Regions from separate parts of the Homo sapiens genome. Here region 2 is linked to region 1. A link is a loop called in an ENCODE intact Hi-C map of the cell type or tissue named here. Cell type or tissue: OCI-LY7. All regions are shown on one strand. Links, peaks and the distances in the headings refer to the core of each region. The heading gives the core; the rest is flanking DNA.

Region 1 (9,482 bases), core at 3,224-5,723:
CCCAGCACTTTGGGAGGCCTAGACGGGCAGATCACGAGGTCAGGAGATCGAGACCATCCTGGCTAACCAGTGAAACCCCGTCTCTACTAAAAATACAAAAAAATTAGCTGGGCATGGTGGTGGGTGCCTGTAGTCCCAGCTACTCGGGAGGCTGAGGCAGGAGAATGGCGTGAACCCAGGAGGCGGAGCTTGCAGTGAGCTGAGATTGTGCCACTGCACTCCAGCTTGGGCAGCAGAGCGAGAGTCCATCTCAAAAAAAAAAAAAAAGTGTTCTGTTGCCCAGGCTGGAGTGCAGTGGCATGATTACAGCTCACTGCAACCTCGACCTCCTGGGCTCAAGTGATCCTCCCACCTCAGCCCCCCAGGTAGCTGGGACCACAGGTGTGCACCACCACGCCCCAGCTAATTTTTGTATTTTTTGTAGAGATTGGGTTTTGCCATGCTTCCTAGGCTAGTCTTGAACTCCTGGGCTCGAGCAATCCACCTGCCTCAGCTTTCCAGAGTGCTGGAATTACAGGCATGAGCCACTGCACAGGGCCAGAAGTCTGATTTTTATCCAGGCAAGCTGAGGCCGGGACAGACATTAATTCCTTGCAGGGTCTTATCTTGATCCACTGAGGAAGTTGGTGACCCAGCCTCCAGGCCTTCCCTCCAGACCCTCCTTGAAGAAGAGTGAGAGCAGGTGGGGCCTCAAGGAAGCCGAGATGTCATAGATGGACCTTCTTGGGGAGCTGTAAGGCAGAGCAATCGCAGGGAGGAGCCCACAACCCAGGGGCCCTCTAAAGCAAGTGTCTCCCTACACATGCCCAGGGTGAGAGTATGATGAGGAGTTTGTCACGGACTCGTGGCCAGTCCAGGCTGGGCAAACTCAGGAGGGTCCAGGCCTCAGTCTCCTCACCTATAAAAAGGGAACAACAAAAGCAGCTCTACTCGGGCCCCCAAAGAGCCAAAACAATCTTGAAAAAGAAGAATAAGTTTGGAGGACTCACACTTCTTGATTTCAAAGCTTACTACAAAGCTACAGTAATTGAAGTAGTGCGGTAGTGTCATAAGGACAGACATATAACCAATAGAATGGAAATAGTGAGCTCAGAAATAAGCCCTAACATATATGGTCAATTGATTTTTGACAAGGGTGCCAAGACCATTCTATGAGAAAAGGACAGACTTCAACAAATGGCGCTGGGAAAACTGGATATCCACATGCAAAAGAATTAAGCTGGACCCTTACTTTATACCATATGCAAAAATTAACTCAAGATGAAGTGAACACCTAGATGTAAGACCTAAAGCTACAAAATTTTAAAAGGAAAACATAGGGAAAGCTTCATGATATTTAATTTGGCAATTATTTCTCTGATATGATATTAAAATCATAGGCAACAAAACAAAGAGTAGACACATTGAATTCATCAAAATGAAAAACTTTTGTATATCAAAACAGTGAAAAGACACTCCAGAGTGGGAGAAAATATTTACAAATCATATATCTGATAAAGGATGAGTATCTAGAAAATATAAAGAACTCCTTCAACTCAACAATAAAAAGACAACCAATTCAAAAGTGGGCAAAGGTCTTAAATAGACTTTCTCCAAAGAAGGTACACAAATGGCCAATAAACACATGAAAAGATGCTCAACATCATTAATTATTAGAGAAATGCAAATCAAAACTACGATGAGATATTACTTCATGCCTCCTAAGGTGGCTATGATTTAAAAAAAAAACAGAAATTAACAAGAGTTGGCAAAGATATGGAGCAATTGGATCCCTTTTGCATTGCTGATGGGAATGTAAAACTGTTTGGCGGTTACTCAAAAAGTTAAACATAGGATTACCATATGATCCAGCAATTCCACTCCTAGGTATAATCTAAAAGAATTGAAAGCAGGGTTTCAAACAGGTACTTGTACACCAATGTTCATGGCAGCATTATTCACAGTAGCTCAAAGAAACAGCCCAGTGGTCATCAATGGATCAATGGATATACAAAATAAAGTATATACGTAGAATGGAATAGTATTTTGTCATAAAGAGGAAGAAAATTCTGACATATGCTATGACATGGATGAGCCTTGAAGACATTATGCTAACTGAAATAAGCCAGACACAAAAGGACAAATATTATCTGATTCTACTTACAGGAGATGCCTAGAATAGGCAAATCCATAGAGCTAGAAAGTAGAATCGAGGTAGAACAAGGTATGCGGTGAAGGGGTGGGGAGTTATTGTTTGATGGGTACAATTTCTGTTCAGGATGATGAAGCAGTTCAGGAAATAGTGAATGTTCTTAATGCCTCTGAATCATATACTTAAAAATTGTTAAAATGGTCAATTTTATGTTACATATAATTACCACCACCCCCAAAACTTCTAACCTCTGCTCACTCAGGTGAGTCAAATGAGGTCAGGAAAATGGTAAAAACCAGATGTATGCCTATTGTCAGCAATGGTAATTTTTGTTTTGTTTTGTTTTGATATTGAGTGTTTGCTCTTGTTGCCCAGGCTGGAGTGCAGTGGCACAATCTTGGCTCACTGCAACCTCTGCCTCCCAGGTTCAAGCAATTCTCCTGCCTCTGCCTCTCAAGTAGCTGGGATTACAGGCATGCACCACCATACCTGGCTACATTTTTTGTATTTTTAGTAGAGACAGGGTTTCACCATGTTGGCCAGGCTGGTCTTGAACTCCCGACCTCAGGTGATCTGCCCACCTTGGCCTCCCAAACTGCTGGGATTATAGGCATGAGCCACCATGCTTGGCCAGCAATGGTAATTAATTACCACAATTATCTATGTTGATGCCTCTCAAGCTAAAGTTCCACATGGAGGCACTGGGGAACTTTGAAAAATACTGATGTCCAGGTCCTACCCTCAGAAATCGGGGTGTAATTGACCTGGGGTGTGGCCTGGGCATTGGGATTTTTTAGAATGACAGTCCTACAAGATCTGGCTCTCTGCTTCTCTTTTCTTTCTTTGTTTTTTTTGTTTGTTTGTTTGTTTGTTTTGAGACAGTCTTGCTCTGTTGCCCAGGCTGGAGTGCAGTGGTGCGATCATACAGTCACTACAGTTTCCAACTCCTGGGCTCAAGTGACCCTTCCACTCCAGCTTCCCAAGTAGCTGAGACTACAGGTGTGCACCACCAGGTACAGCTAATTTTTGTACTTTTTTTTTTTTTTAAGAAGTGGTTTCACCATGTTGCCCAGACTGGTCTTGAACTCCTGGGTTCAAGTGATCTTCCCACCTCAGCCTCCCAAAGTGCTGGGATTACAGGTGTGAGCCACCACGCCTGGCCACTGTTCTATTTCTTACCTTATCTCCAACTACTCTCCACCTTGGTCACTCTCTCTAGCCACGCAGGCATGCTCTTGCCTCAGCCCATCACCCCCTGACTTCCTCCCCAGTGTGGCTGTTTCCCGTTCCTGTTTCCACAGCTGGGAAGCCCTGAGTTCCATCTGGCCACCACATCCCCACACTGGCTGCTGGTCTCCAGGGCTCCAGCTGGCACTTCCTGTTGCCCAATGGTGGGTGGCCTGTCAACACCAGTGGAAGGAGCTGTCGCTCTCCTGCCTGTTCCATCACCCATTGCTCAGTGTGCCAGGCCTCAGCAAACCAACACACCCTCCCATTAACTGCAAAGGGCTCTCTGACCCAGACCTGGGAAGGTGGCATCCAGGCCCAGCCCAGTCCGATCCATCTGTGTGGCATCCCCCAGGCCCACATTCCTTCCAAGAGGCTCAGTTTCCTCTCTGTAAAACAGGAATAAGAATACTGACCTCACAGGACTATTGTTGGAATTAAGTGAGATAACATAGATCATCTTGTTACTTGAAACCAAAGGAATGATTCTCTAATGGTGGAGTATAACATGCAATGGTGAACATGATTGGAGGAGGCATTCTGAAACAGCAAGATCTATGTATAAGGCTCACCCTATGGGTGCATATCCAATTATAAATCTGGGTCCCCTGGGAACTGTTCCTGGTCTGCTACTCCACTGTGGTGAGCAGGAGGTGGTCCCTTAGCACTGCCCTGAGCCGCCCCAACCTCAAAGCCCTTATCTTAAGTGATGACGACCCTGACATCCTGCAGATGAGGAAACTGAGGTTCAGAAAGGGAAAATGATTCTCCAAGGCCACCTAGCAAGTGTGGGTGAGGGTTGGGTGAGGCTTCAAAGAAGCCCGCTTCCTTCTTCTTCTTTTTTTTTTTTTGAGACGGAGTTTCGTTCTTTTGCCCAGGCTGGAGTGCAATTGTGAAACCTCAGCTCACTGCAACCTCCACCTCCTGGGTTCAAGCGATTCTCCTGCCTCAGCCTCCTGAGTAGCTGGGATTACAGGCATGCGCCACCATGCCCCGCTAATTTTTTTGTAGTTTTAGTAGAGACAGGGTTTCACCATGGTGGCCAGGCTGGTCTCGAACCCCTGACCTCAGATGATCCACCCGCCTCGGCCTCCCAAGAAGCCGATTTCCTTCTAAGCCTGGAGGATGGAGCATGACTGAGTCTGTGAGGGAGGAACCTTCCAGAGCCAACCCAGAGGAGAGTCCTGGTGTGGGCAGCCCAGGGCCCAGGGCATCATGCTCTCTAGCTGGAAGCAGAGGCAGTCTTGGTTTCCACCCAAAGTTCCCTCCATCATGTGGTTTGCAGCGTCAGCCAGGCTCTGGGTGAGGAGGAAGGGCATCCCACTCACAGCCCGCAGCCTCTGTCCTCTTTTGCATGAGAGGAAACAGCCACCACCAGAGAGGGTGCAGAGAGGCAGAAGAAAGTATCTCTGCCACCACTTAGGGCAGAGACCTTTCACAATCCAGCTCGTGCCTTCCCTTCCTACCAGTCACCTTGCACAATGCTCTGGGCCAGAAAACTGTCTTCCAAACCCCCTTCCACACCTTTGCCCATGCCGTACCTCCCACCTTGAGTGCCGTTTGTCCTCCTGACATGTCTCAAATCCTCACCCACCCTTCAAAGCCCAAAGCAAGGCCCTCCTTCTCCATCCCAGGGGCTGCCCTAGTTCTGTGTAGATGTCAGGAGCAGCCAGGAAAAGCATGTGGGTTCCAGGGGACTGGAGCACAAAGTGGGTCATCAAGAAGCAGATCTTGTTTTTTATCAAGAATAAAATTGAATTCAGAACACCAAATCGACCCAGAACCCTGCAGCCAGCAAATCCTGGCAGTGACCATCTGCAGGCATCGCAAAAGCAAAGCAAGCATGACCACAAACCTCTGCAATCTTCTAACACCTGAGCAGCCGGCCACGTCCTGTGGAATGGGCACAGATGAACGAAGTTCTTGGTCCCCAGAGGCCCACGTACCACAAAATATGCACCGAGCATGTGGAAAAGGGCATGCTAGCAAACCACAAATTTGGCCTAGAAACACCAACTCATTCTTGAAAGCAGGAATTGCTTAGTTTTCTTTTTAAATATTTTCTTTTTAATGACAAAGGTACTCTGTATTGACTTGCAGAAAATTAGATGGGGGATGGAGAGAATCCTACTTCCAAATCCATAGACACCAGTGTTAACATGTAGGGAAGCATCCTTTCATCCTACACAAATTAAAGTAGAAGCAAGAACAAACTCTCTAGAATTCAGGGCAGAGGGCAATAGAGTTCGACAGACCTAGGTGGGAGTCCCTGCTCTACCCTGCACAGGTGACCCTCGTCTGGGCCTAGACCTGCCGTGCCTTAGGTCCCATCACAGAGTCAGGAAGACACTGACAATGCGTTTGGGGGCATGTGGACTGAATGGCAGCATGCCTGGCATGGAACAGGCACTCAGCAAATGGCAGCATTGCTGCTCCTCAGGGGATGATGTAAGTAGCTGGGATTCAGGGAAAAATTCTTCATGGGACTTGAAATAAATGTCCTCTTTTTCATTTTTAATTGTTTGATTTAATTTTTGAATAATTAATACATTCATATGGTTCAAAAATCAAACAGTATAAAAACATCAATCCTGAAAACGTTCACAGCCGCTCAGCCTCATCCCTCATCCATCTCCTTTCTCTCATTCTCCCAACAGGCAACCACTTTAATTAGCTCCCTGTGCATCCGTCCACAGATTTTTGTTGTTAATACTACAAGCCTGCGCCAGTATAAATGCTTATTTCCCCACTTTTCACAACGGGTTGCCGACCAGGTGCACTGCCAGGCTCTCTGCTTTTTACAGGGAACACCAGGTCTTAAAGAGCTTTCCCAATCAGGAAAGGGAGAGCCTCCGTCCTCACTGCTTCTGACAGATGCAGCCAGGCAGGTGCCGGGAAGGTACTTGGTGGCAGCAAAGGCAGGATGGCCAGGGCCTCTCTCTCCCACCTCCTGCACTGTCTGCAAGCTCTGAGTGCACCAGGGCCACTCCTCAGCCACTGGCCTCCTTGGCCCTCAAAGCCACAGCAGTTTGCTGGGCTGCAAGGCCTTCCACAAAGTCAGTGCAGGCTCTGGTTTCCAGCAGGGCCCCATCCACAGGCCCTGACCCTTCCAGGCCATTCTGGGGTCCCTCCTTCCTGTGTGAAAAAGCTCCTGCCCAACCAGAGGACTATGGGGGATCCCAAAGTGACTGCTAGTACCCATGGCTGGAGAACTGGCCCCACTCTTTCACCCAGAAATGCCTCCTTCCCTGGAAAATAGCCATTAGCCTCCTCTGCCCAAAGAAATAATCCCCAAGTGAAAAACCTTTATAGTCAAAGATCTACCCATGGTGTCACTGTCCAGAATAATAAATAATTGGCAGTAACCTAAATGTTCAGCAGTGGAGGACTGGGCAAAAAAAATCACAGCATGGTCACCAAATTCACAAGCTAGAGAACTGTGCAGCCATGAACAGTGGTGTTGCTGAAAATGAGGAACCCATGTCCACACCCACAGGTGTTCCCGATGGAGTGAGTTACGCTAAAAAAAGGGGAGGGTGGCAAAGTGTGAACAAACCTAGCGCTACTGAACCATACACCACAAAAATGGTTAAGATGGTACATTTTATGTGTATTTCGCTACAATTTAAAATAAAATTTAAAATACTAGAAAAAAAAAGGAGGGAGGGCCGTGCATGGTGGCTCACGCCTGTAATCCCAGCACTCTGGAAGCCAAGGCAGGAGGATTGCTTGAGCCCAAGAGTTTGAGACCAGCCTGGGCAACACAGGGAGACCTCATCTCTGCAAAAATAAAAAATTTGTAAAAGAAAGGGAAAATACAAAATTATGTACACAATATGCTTGCACCTATGTAAGGCAATCTTATGCAAACACAGCATAATATTAGCAGTTGTGTGATGAGACTAAAGGTGCTTCTTCTTTTCCTATTTTTCTCCATTTCCCCACTTTCCTTTTAGGATCTTATATTAGTTGATTTTGTTTCTTTAGAAAGTGTGTGTGTGTATGTGTGTGTGTGTGTGTGTGTGTGTGTATATATATATATATATCTCTCTTTAAATGCCCAGGATGGAACAGGTGCCCAGCAAATGTCAGGCTCTCCTGATGCCCCTGGGCCATGGTAGACAGGTCTGGGGGTAGGGACAGGCAGCTTTATGACAGATCAGAGTAGGGCCCCTCAGTCCCCTTCTCTGTAGCCTCATAAATGGGCACCTCAGCATCTCAGAACTGGGAAGGGAAAAGGCACCAGTGGCTGAGTGCCACATAGGGAAGGGGCAGACCAGCCCAGCTGGTCCCACTGTGTGAAGCTGGTGAGTCACTGCCCCACTCGGCAGCGGTGCTGTCACCTGTTAAATGGGCTTGGGGAGGCTCAGCTCCTCCCAGTGTGGCACAGGGGTTTCTAGATAGAGCCAGAGCCCAGCCTCAAAGGAGAGATACACCCACATGTCAAGGGGAAAGTTCAGGCCTATTGTCCCCATACCCCCTTGGTGGTTCCCACCCAAAGGGTGGGTGACAGTCACTGCAGTGCATGTGACCCAGCCTCCCCAGGTCCTTACTTTTCCTTTTAACTACCCTAAAAGGAATAGGATGTGGATCTCAATAGAATCTGGTCCAGAACTAGATTTTCCCTCTTAAAACAATATCTAATGACATCTTTGCAAAGGCCATTGGATAGACATACAGGTTGCGGGGGATGGGGGACCTGGGAGAGGATGGCACAGTTGAGATACTGCTCCTCTCAGAGCACTCCTTGCCTGACCCAGTTATTCCTCCAGCCCCGGCACTGAACTATGGCTTCCTTCAGGTCAAGACAGTTTCATTCATCTGATTAGATGTTGCAGGGTGAAGAAGCTCAGGGGTCCAGCGTGGACCACCTAGTAGACAGCCCTACTCACCAAATATTTGCAGAATATAACAAAAGTGAAATGTAGTGCTGGGCGCGGCGGCTCACGCCTGTAATCCCAGCACTTTGGAAGGCTGAGGCGGGTGGATCATCTGAGGTCAGGAGTTCGAGACCAGCCAGGCCAACATGGTGAAATCTCATCTGTACTAAAAATACAAAAATTAGACAGACGTGGCGGCGCACGTCTGTAATCCCAGCTACTCGGGAGGCTGAGACAGGAGAATCACCTGACCCCAGGAGGCGGAGGTTGCAGTGAGCTGAGATTGTGCCACTGCCCTCCAGCCTGGGTGACAGAGTAAGATTCTTTCTCAAAAAAAAAAAAAAGTGAAATGAAGTAAAAAATGGGTTCAGGAAGGGAGATGGACCATGGAGACATTCACTGTCCATTCATTTATTCTATGAACACGTCCTCAGCCAGTACCCCACTTGTCAGCCCTGTGCAGAGGATACAGACAGACATTTCTTGCAATAATTTGGCCACCTGCTGGGAGTGGAGCCACGACAAACTGGGGGCAGGGGGAGGACCCTTCCTTCTCTGGGCTTCCCAGCGCCTTAGACTCAGTGCTAGGCCAGTGCCCTCTCCGCTCAGACAGCTGGTATTCTCAGATTCAACCTTGTCTCACTGACAGGTCCCACTCTGAGGCTCATTTACAAACTTCCTGCCAAGGTGTGATGCTCTTTATCATCTGTGTGTATCACAGAAATCACATTATCCCTTCCCTCCCTCTGTGGCTGGTCCGCCCTGCCTCACTCCTACAGCAGCGTGCATCTGAACACTCGGCTGCAGCTAAAATCAGGCTATAAATAAATACTGTGTGGCCACACTGACAAAATTGCAAAAACAGGCCGACTGAGGGACAGGACTGTGTCTGCTCCCATGCTGAGTGTCCCCACTACTTCTGTGCCACTACAGCTGCTTTTCAGACTGTTTCTGTCTCCTTCCTTGCAATCAGGCTGCTAGCTGCCTGTGAAACGTCCTTTCGTAGTCCAGGTCCATCAGCATTTATCCATCGCCAACTGTATATCAGGTACTGTGCAGACTGCCACTAATTGCTACATCTATAGGCTAAAAGACCCCATGACCAAGCTCATTAAAATTGTGGGTGAAATTAGAGTTCATAGGACCTGAGTAAAAGCTAGGGGACATCTCCTAGGAGTGTAGTATATGAGCTTTAAGGAAAGCTCTTAGGGAAATCATCTTTGGCTCCTGAGAAACCACTTTTG
Region 2 (9,482 bases), core at 2,875-5,374, 540 kb before region 1:
ACAGCTCCCTCTCCTGGCTGGTCTCCTGCGAGAGGACAAGCCCTCCCTGGGCATGGAAGTGCTGGGGCCCTGGAGCCCCAGGTCCTGGTCCATGTACCGCGCCTGGCTTGCTGAGTGACCTCAACAAGTCCCTGCTACCATTTCTGTCCGTCCTAGGTGGAGACGGAAGCCCATGGAATTAATCCGGAGCTCACGGGTTCTAAGTGCCCAGGGGCCTCCGGCCACTGGAGGGCAGCAGAGCCCCAGGGACCCCTGAGCCCGTGGGCTGGGCTTGCCAGAAGCGGGCGGCGGCTGCGCGGGAGCTGCTGCCTTGGGAAGCCTGGGTTCTGGCGGATCCGATGGGAAAGTCCGGTCTGGCTGCCATCTCCAAGGCCTCACGGCAGCCGGAGGGGTGGGTAGCCCCGATAAGTGTCCTCATTTGGCAGACGAGAACCAAAGCTTCGGGGAGTGCCAGGACCTCCCCGTCCGGGCCCCCACACCCCAGTTCCTGAGGCTCATTCCTGAAACCTGGAGGGGACGCCCCCGGAGATGAGGAGGGCAGAGCTGCCCGGACTGGCCTCTGTCTTGTTCTGACAGCCCGGGCGTGGCCACCCTTCTCAGCCAAAAGGGGATCCTGGGGGAAGCCAAGGCCCAGACATGGGGCCTCAGATGGGGGAAACTGAGGCCCAGAGAGAGGCAGGGCTGTGCTGATGTTCTCATTAGTATTTGTTAGCAAATGTGGGGCACAGAGTCACTGCCTCAAGGTCCTTATGATGCACTCGGGAAAACCGTGTGCAGATGGTGACCAGGCCGTGGGTGAGAGAGCTCTAGGAGGCAAGCCCGGGGTGGGGAGCCCCGCGGGGCAGTGGGCACAGCCCAGGCAGTCCAGGGAAGCCTCCTGAAGGAGGGGGCCTCTGAGCTGACTCAGAATGAAAGGTGGAGAAGTGTATTCCTGACAGGGAGGAACTGGTGCAGGGCACGAAGGAGTGGGAGTCGGTTGAATGAGTCGTGAATTGGGCATGGCTGGCCCACAGGCCCTGCAGGAGAGCAGGAAGGTGACAGGAGCCTAGGATATGGAGGGGGATCCAGGAGTGTGAGCGGAGGCTCTGGAAGGGATGCGTGAGGGCGGCTAGGGTTCATGTGGCCTGCCCTGCTGAGCCCGTTTCTGTCCACTCTAAACAGCTGTGCTGGGCGTTGGACCTGCCCTATGGTGCTTGATGTCGCTGGACCCGGGACCACCTCTTAGTGCTGTCCTCCTCTCTAGAGCCCAGATGAAAAATGACGAGTCCTTGGGAGGGCAGGGGTTGGGGAGCAAGTGTTCCTAAAGGTTCTGGGAATTCAGGGGTTGGGGAAAAGGAGACAGCCAGGATAGACATAGGCCGAGCCCACATCGACCTTCCTTCCAAGACAGCCCCTCACTGCCCTGTGCCATGCCAGTGCCAGCACCATCATCACTGGAAAGGCCTCTCCTTGCATGCCTTTGGCTTTGGGGAGCTCACCACCTCAAACAGCTCTAATGGGGAGAAATTTTCTTCAGCTGCTGTCTCTTGTCTCTCTACAGTCCCTGGCTCTTTGCCTGGGGTACCCTGAGAGCCCTGCCTCAGAGTCTTCTGGGACATCGCTGGGGTGCCCAAGACTGCAGTAGTCAGTCCCATGGGCAGGCAGGGAGTACTGACTGTCATCATCAGCCAACGAGCAACCAGAAAGGCCAGGGGACTTGGCTGGCTGGCCTAGCTGGCATCGGATTTGGGGGGAGTCTTCCAGCCCCAGGCACTGTCTCGGCAGACTGGGGGAGGGCAGGAAGGATGGGAATATGGAAGCAGAAGAAGGAGGAGAAAAAGAAGGGAAGGAGGAGGAAGGAGGACCAGGATCTGGCCTGGAGCTCGGTTGCCAGGGGCAACAGCATTGCATTCTGAGGAGGAACCAGATGCTGAGGAGGGCGGCAGGAGGAGGGGAGCTGGGGTCCAGGCAGCAGATCCAAGGCTCCTAGGGCTTGGGGGCGGGGGTACCCATTTGGCAAGAACCCCAGGAGTCCCAAGTGTGTGTGGAGCCCTGGTGAGAGCTCCTTAGTGGCTATTCTGACCCCAGGGCTCAGAGGCAGACATGTGGAGTGGGAGGAAGGCGGGGAGGGCTGGGCCAGCCACATTTGTAAGCTCCCCACAGCCGCTCTCCAGGCTACAATTTGTCTAGGACTCCAGAGCGAAAGCAGTTGTGAGGCTGGGACCGGGGCAGGGCTGGGGAGGAATGCTTAATCCAGCCAGCGCTGGGGGCCACACCCGGGCCTGCTGGGGCACTGGCCTGCCCTCCCCTCCTGCTGCCTCAGTCCAGGGGAGGAACAGGAAAAGTGCACACTGAAGGCTGGAGTCCTCTAAGGCCGTGGGCACTCCCCAGCCCCTCTCAGCTTCATTTTCTGTGTCTATAAAATGGCGCAAAAAAACCTTGCTCTTGGACACGTTTATCAGCAGTTGTCTACGTGCAATGTCGGGGGCGGGGGCGCTTGTTAAGACAATAAGAAATAAAGGAGAAAAACGTGATCAAAGGAAGTCACATTCACCTTGCATTTAGCGGGGGATTTGTACCCCTCTTTTCCAGGCCAGCAAACCAAGGCTCAGAGAGAGCTGGGTATTGAAAGTGCTGGGAACTAAGCATACCCTGTAAGACTCCAAAGCCCTCCCCACCTCTTGTTGCTCCCACCAGGACCTCCCTGATGTTGCCCTTGGAGTAACCCCCAGGCCAGAACTAGGTGTCATTTTCAAGCCTCCTCCCCAAATGTCCCCGCAACCCCTCCCTGGTTTCCTAGCATCAACCTCCATTCAACCTCCTCAACCTCCTCTGCCCCTAACCTGACAACAGGGGTAAAACTCACCCCTTGCCCGAGCAATTGAGGCTCCATCCCACCAGCCAGTTAGCTCCCTGTCCCTGCCACACAGCCACAGCCTAGCCAGTTCCCTTTCTGCCTGCAACTACCATTGTTGTGCAAGAAACCACCCCAAAATATAGTGGCACAAAACACTGACCATTTTCTTCTGTTCATGGAGTCTGCGGGTCAGGCATCGGACAGGGCACAGAAGAGGCGGTTTGTATCTGTTTTGTGATATCTGGGGCCTCACACAGCAGGCACCAGTGGCTGATGGGGGCTCGATGTCTGGGGTCTGGAACCATTCAGAGGCTTTTCACTCACGCGTGAACACGTGGTGGATGCTGACTGTGGGCTGGGAGCTAGGCTGGGGCTGTCCCCCAGAACACCTGCATGGACCCATTCATCAGGCCCGGGCTTCCTCATGGCATAGCAGCCTCTGTCCTAGGAGGACATCTTACCTGGTGGCTCAGGGATCCAAGGGTGAGCGTCTCAGCACGTAAGGTAGAAGCTGTGTTGCATTTTATGACACTCTTGGAAGCCCCAGAGTGCCACTTCTGCCATACTCTATTGGTCGAAGCAGTCACAAGCCCACCCACGTGTTTTTGTTTTTTGTTTTTGAGACGGAGTCTCGCTCTGTTGCCCAGGCTGGAGTGCAGTGACTCGATCTTGGCTCACTGCAAGCTCTGCCTCCTGGGTTCACGCCATTCTCCTGCCTCAGCCTCCCGAGTAGCTGGGACTACAGGCGCCCGCCACCACGCCCGGCTAATTTTTCGTATTTTTAGTAGAGACGGGGTTTCACCATGTGTTAGGCAAGATGGTCTCGATCTCCTGACCTCGTGATCCACCCACCTTGGCCTCCCAAAGTGCTGGGGTTACAGGCGTGAGCCACCGCGCCCGGCCCCGCCCATGTTTTAAGAGGGGGAGCACAGGCGTACATCTTCAGGAGATGAGGGGCCAGAAAGGCCAGAAGACCCTGTCTCTAGCACCCCCTACAGTCAATTCACTGTAGAAGGGCCTGCGGGATAGGGGAGATTGTTGGAGCCATCTTCAAAGTGCAAGCTGCCTTGTGGCTCCTCACCATGGCTGTGATGAAAGCCGCCCCCATTCCCTTCCTTTCCCAGCCCTGCCCCTCAGTACCAAGACACTGTCCCCTGCAGGAAACTTGCCTGGATTGAAAGCTATAGCTCCCACACCTCAGGGGACGGAATCACAACCACAGCCATGACGCGTCCAGGGAACATCTGGCCTCCCTCACTCTTCTCCAGAAATCTGGCCTACCCAGCTCCTTCTGCTCTCTTGGCCACTGACTCATCTGTGCTTCCCAGGGCTCCAGTACTGTCTTACGGAGGACTCTCCTGAGACCTCAGCCCCTTGCAGGACCTGCACCCCTATCTATTCACTGATGATCACCCAGTCAGTGGTTTCAGCCTAAACTTTTCCTAAAGGATCAGGTGCCCTCACCTACCTGCCAGGTGCAGAGGTCTCCCTCTTCCCTTGCACTCAGCACAGCCTGAGCCCAAAGGGCAGCCCCAGCCACCCTGGCACTGAAGCCAGAAGCCCCTCTCTCTAGTGCCCCCTACACAGGCACTTCATCTCCAGGCCCTCCCAGCTAAACTCCCAGGTCAGGTCCCTCCTCTCACCTGGCTCTCACCTGGCTCTCACCTGGCTGCTGGCAATTGCCCCTTCCCTGCGGAGTCCCTTCTCCAAGCAAGCTTTTCTAACATGAAACCCGACCTTGACCTTGCCACTCCCAGCTGAAACCCTTCCAAAGGCTCCCCAAATGTTCAGGACAAAATCCCAGCTCCTTGCCAACACAAGCAGAGCCTTTAACTGCCATTTGAATTCTTCCACTCTCTCTAGCTTCGCTTGTCACTGTTTCCCTCCTCCTCACACCTGTGCTCAGGGCTCCAGTCCCCTGGGCATGCTGCCATCCACTTCCAGGTGTTTGCACAAGCTGCTCCCTAGAATTGGAACACCTCTCATGGCCCTCACCTGGAGAGGGTCTGTTCCTCCTCACAGCGCCATCCAGTAGACTTTTCTGGACAATGGAAATGTTCCATTTCTGCACTATTCGACATGCTGTCCACTAGCCAATTGAAATGTGGCCAGTATGACTGAGGAACTGAATTGTTTATTTGTTTTTTATTTAAATGTAAATGGCCACCTGTGGCTAGTGGCTACCATATTGGATAGTATGCAGCTCCAACATAACACCTCTTCCAGGAAGCCTTCCCTGACCTCCCAAGCCTGGGCCAGATGCTCCCATAATGCTCTGTTCTCCAGGTGTTTATTCACCTGTCTCCCCAGCTGGTCTGTGAGTTCTTTTAGAGGTTATCTCTTGATCATCATGGTATCCCCAGCTCCAGGCTCTTATTAGTGACCAGTAGCTGTGCAGAGTCTATGAATTTTCTGAATCCACATCTAGGCACAGACTGGACCTTCCACGAAGACCAAATCCAAAATAACTCTGCTGAGGATCCGAGTAAATGTGTGTGTGTACACACATGTGCAGTGAATTCACGTGTAGTCATGTGTGCACACCCATTTGACCTTGGCAAGACCCGTGCAGGCCCCCACCCGGCTGGGGACAGTGGTCTCACACACAGATGCTGGCACGCTGGGCTGGACAGGAAGTGAGCCTCTGAATTGGCTTTTGTAAAAATCAAACGCTGTTTTCATTCTTGTTTCTAAGATGCTTCATCTGCATTGCAGATGAATCTTCAGGGAGTTTAAAAAGAAAAGCTTCCAGTTTTCTGTGTGGGACCACCTGCACTCTCAGTTCCACATTCTATAAACAAGCCCTTGCAGGCACAAGGGAAATTTGCCATTTAAATGAGCCTTCACCTCCTAAGTCAAAGGCCCATTTCTTGGTTACGAAGCTCTTGTTAAAGTTTTGATATTGGGTTTTCTTCAGATGGGGCCTCACGCTTCTGTTTCCCCCACTCCTCTCCCCTCCTTTTCTCCTCCTGTCCTGGCTCCTCCCTCCCTCTTAGGACACCACCATACCTCCTGCTCTGTCTGGGATGGGGTCTTCCACCCAACCATGCCAGGGTCTGAGAGAGGAAACAAGCCAGTTTCCTGCCCTCAAGGAGTTCCCACCTTTCTGTTCTGTCCTCAGTTCCCTACGATCTCCTTAAAAAGCAGAACCTTAGAATTACGCACTGGACAAATTCTTAGAGGCCTGATCCAATTTCCCATTGCACAGAGAGAGAGACTGAGGTCTGGGGAATGAACTGGACTTAGCCACACAGAACAGGGGAAAAGAGCCTCAAGCCCTCCATCCTCAGTCTGGGATTCTGGACACCACATCCCCCCACCGCCTACCCCGACTCCCTCTACCCCCATTTCCTCTACCTGGCTGCCACACTGGTGCTCCCTGACTCCCTCCTGGGCACAGACTGGTGACTAACCACCCTCAGCTGTGCCCACGGTCTTCAAGGAGGACTCCTATTTAAGAAATGAGGGGAGACTTCACCCCTTTGCCAGGCAGTCAACAGTTCCCCCCACAGGGATGTAATAATTACCAAGCCAGGCAGCAGGTGCCTCTATTACTGCTATTGTGTTCTGAGTCTCTTAAAATGGCATTGAAAGGGCATGTCAAGATCTTACAGCCTGCAATGGGACCCCCACAGAGGACTGAAAGGCGGCCACTGCAGCAGAGGCAGAAACTGGGTGTCAGGCATATGACTCAGCCAGAGCCTTCCAGAAAGCTGAGGGCAGGGGGTAGGTTGGGGAAGGGCAGGGAGTATGGGCAGCTGGCTCCAGACCCCATTCTGCCACCCACTCTTTCTGTGGACCTGGCTGGCCTAGCCCCTTTCATTCTCCATGCCTCTATTTCCCTCTTTTATTGAGGTTGGGGAGAGGGGAGGAACAGGGCTGCTAATGCCCTATATATGATGTGAAGGGTGGCCAGGGTCATCTTCTCCCTGTAGCAGCCCCCACGCCTGTGAGCCAAACCCCAGTCCACAAAGGCTCCAGCAGCTACAAGGAGACTCTCTTACCCCAAACAGCTCTCCTAGCTTTGTCCCCAAATTAGCCCTCCCCTGCTTGGCCCTACATCCCTTAGACACTTAGGAACTGAAATCATGAATGCTAGTTGAAGCTTAAGAAAGTCGAAAAAGGAGTCAGTGTCTTCAATTGTTTTAATAATGAGGGCATTGAGCAAAGCACTTTCCAGCTCCCATCAGACATCAGGAGGTGGTCTCCCAGCACTAGACCCCTAGTCTCTCCTGCTCCCTCTCTCTCTACACACACACAAACACACACACACACACACGCGCGCACACACACACACACACAGTGTGCCATGACAAGTGAGCTCTGGAAATATGGTGTAGTACCTCCCCCACTTGGTGATTCCCAAAACTGTTTAGCATTTAAAGGCTTTGGGAAGTCCTGCAAGAAAGATTCTGTTTAACTTGCTATTTCCCAAGCTTATGTGAGCATACTTTTTCTCAGGGTAGCACCTTTGAATCAGAAGTTACCTTTGCCTCCTGATAACAGAGATCCAGCCATAGTGGCCTAAACAAACTAGTAGTGTCTTTTACTCTCCCCTGTACAGAGGTCAGCAGCCCAGGGTCGGGATGGTGGCTTCACCATGCCTTCAATGTCTGAAATACCTTCTCTCTCCAGGCTAATCATCCTCAGCACTGCTGTCTATCTTCAGTGTCACCTCATGGTTCATAGTGGCAGCTGGGCTCCATCCTATCTGTATTCCAGGCAAGAAGAAAGAGGAAAGGGGGAAAACCCATGCTCTCTACCTGTCTCCCTTTTCCAGAACTTTCCCTGGAGCCTCGCCCAACAATTCTCTTGCTCATATCTCATTGGCCACCCCTGGCTGCAGGGGTCGCTGGGAAATGTAGTCTTTTAGGTGGACACCTTGCTCCCCAGAATAGAATAAGGGTTCTGTTACCATAGAAAAATGGGAACATGGCCGGGCGCGGTGGCTCAAGCCTGTAATCCCAGCACTTTGGGAGGCCAAGGCGGACCGATCATGAGGTCAGGAGATGGAGAGCATCCTGGCTAACATGGTGAAACCCCATCTCTACTAAAAATACAAAAAATTAGCCAGGCGTGGTGGCAAGTGCCTGTAATCCCAGCTACTCAGGAGGCTGAGGCAGGAGAATAGCTTGAACCTGGGAGATGGAGGTTGCAGTGAACCTAGATCGCGCCACTGCACTCTAGCTTGGGCAACAGGGCAAGACTCTGTCTCAAAAAAAAAAAAAAAAGAAAGAAAGAAAGACAGGAAAGAAAGAAAGACAGAAAAGAAAGAAAGAAAGGAAGGAAGGAAGGAAGGAAGGAAGGAAGGAAGGAAAGAAAGAAAGAAAGAAAGAAAGAAAGAAAGAAAGAAAGAAAGAAAGAAAGAAAGAAAGAGAAAGAAAGAGAAAGAAAGAGAGAAAGAAAGAGAAAGAAGGAAAGAAAGAAAGAAAGAAAGAAAGAAAGAAAGAAAGAAAGAAAGAAAGAAAGAAAGAAAGAAAGAAAGAAAGAAAGGAAAGAAAGAAAAAGGGGAACATGACTCCTGGGTGGACAAGTGCAGTCTCAGTCACTGCTTCTTTGCGTTGCAGTATTCTAGGAACTGCTTGGAGTCAGGACCAGCTGGGCCCAGCCCCTACTTCCTGCCTGTGTCTACAGGCTGTGCGGCCTTGAATAAGCTTCCTAACCTCTCTGAGCCTGTATTATTGTCTTTAAAATGGTGGTTATCATGAGGACCAAACAAGATAAAGTATGTGCAAGCAATTTATAAAGTGTAAGTTGTTATAGAAAAGAAAGATACTCTTTTTTTTTTTTTTGAGTCAAAGAGTCTCACTCTGTCACCCAGGCTGGAGTGCAATGGCGCGATCTCGGCTCACCGCAACCTCCGCCTCCCAGGTTCAAGCGATTCTCCTGCCTCAGCTTCCCTAGTAGCTGGGATTATAGGCGCGTGCCATCACACCTGACTAATGTTTCTATTTTTAGCAGAGACGGGGTTTCACCATGTTGCCCAGGCTGGCGTCGAACTCCTGAGCACAGGCAATCCACCTGCCTCGGCCTTCCAAAGTGCTAGGATTACAGGCATGAGCCACTGTGCCCGGCCCAATACTCTTGTTTTCATTCATTCCTCTAAAAAGCCTTGTGAAGCAAGCAGGGCAATACCTAGTTCCACATTTGAATGGAGAAGAAACCGAGGCTCTGAGATATGAATTGACTTCTATGATGATGAAATCTGAGCCCTGTTTTTGTTAATGGAATGAACCTTGATTCCATCCTGAGCCTGAGCCCTGACCTTGGTTACAGACTGATCCTTGATCCTGGCCTGAGTTGAAGTTCTGATCTTAGTTTTAGACTGAACCCCAATGCTAGTTACAGACTGAACCCTGCTCCCCACCTGAGCCTAAGCCCTGATCTTGATCTCTGAGTCCTGATAAAGAGGGGCCCTCTCGAACCATGTAGCAGCACCCAAAGGTGTCCACTGGGCTTCAGAGAGGTACAAATGGATGATGCTGATTCCTAGGCCTGGAGGATGGGGCTTCCTCCCATTTTGTGGTTCATCCAAACCTTGCTAAGTAGTGGGGAGAGCAGACCAAGTCTGTGGACCCTGGCAGAGACAGCCAAGTAGATGTCCAGAGAAATAGGAGAAGCACATGGCCTGCTTCCCCTAGTAATT

What was found. Hi-C counts contacts between places; a loop is a spot of excess contacts. Peaks named below come from ENCODE experiments on the same cell type or tissue, not always from the same donor. Only the 100,000 strongest peaks of a DNase experiment are listed, where the experiment ranks them.
Region 2: a loop joins it to region 1, with 9 times the contacts of the local background. A loop is called at or near these places in 4 of 110 quality-filtered maps.

Annotation. Positions count from the first base shown.
Region 1 is chr15:76,998,383-77,007,864 of GRCh38, reverse strand. All of the region lies in intron 1 of PSTPIP1 (proline-serine-threonine phosphatase interacting protein 1), which reads right to left. Among named protein-coding and RNA genes, the nearest start is that of PSTPIP1, 8.0 kb to the right of the region's middle. In OCI-LY7, for the core only: no CTCF peak of the experiment used is centred there; DNase peaks (open chromatin) are centred at 3,464, 4,154, 4,694 and 5,244; H3K4me3 peaks cover 743 bases; H3K27ac peaks cover 1,661 bases.
Region 2 is chr15:77,534,263-77,543,744 of GRCh38, reverse strand. No RefSeq gene overlaps it. Among named protein-coding and RNA genes, the nearest start is that of LINGO1, 94 kb to the left of the region's middle. RefSeq lists a silencer at 1-59 and enhancers at 1,563-2,242, 5,467-5,516, 8,905-9,404, 9,405-9,482. In OCI-LY7, for the core only: a CTCF peak has its summit at 3,864 (motif pointing left); no DNase peak of the experiment used is centred there; H3K4me3 peaks cover 649 bases; H3K27ac peaks cover 852 bases.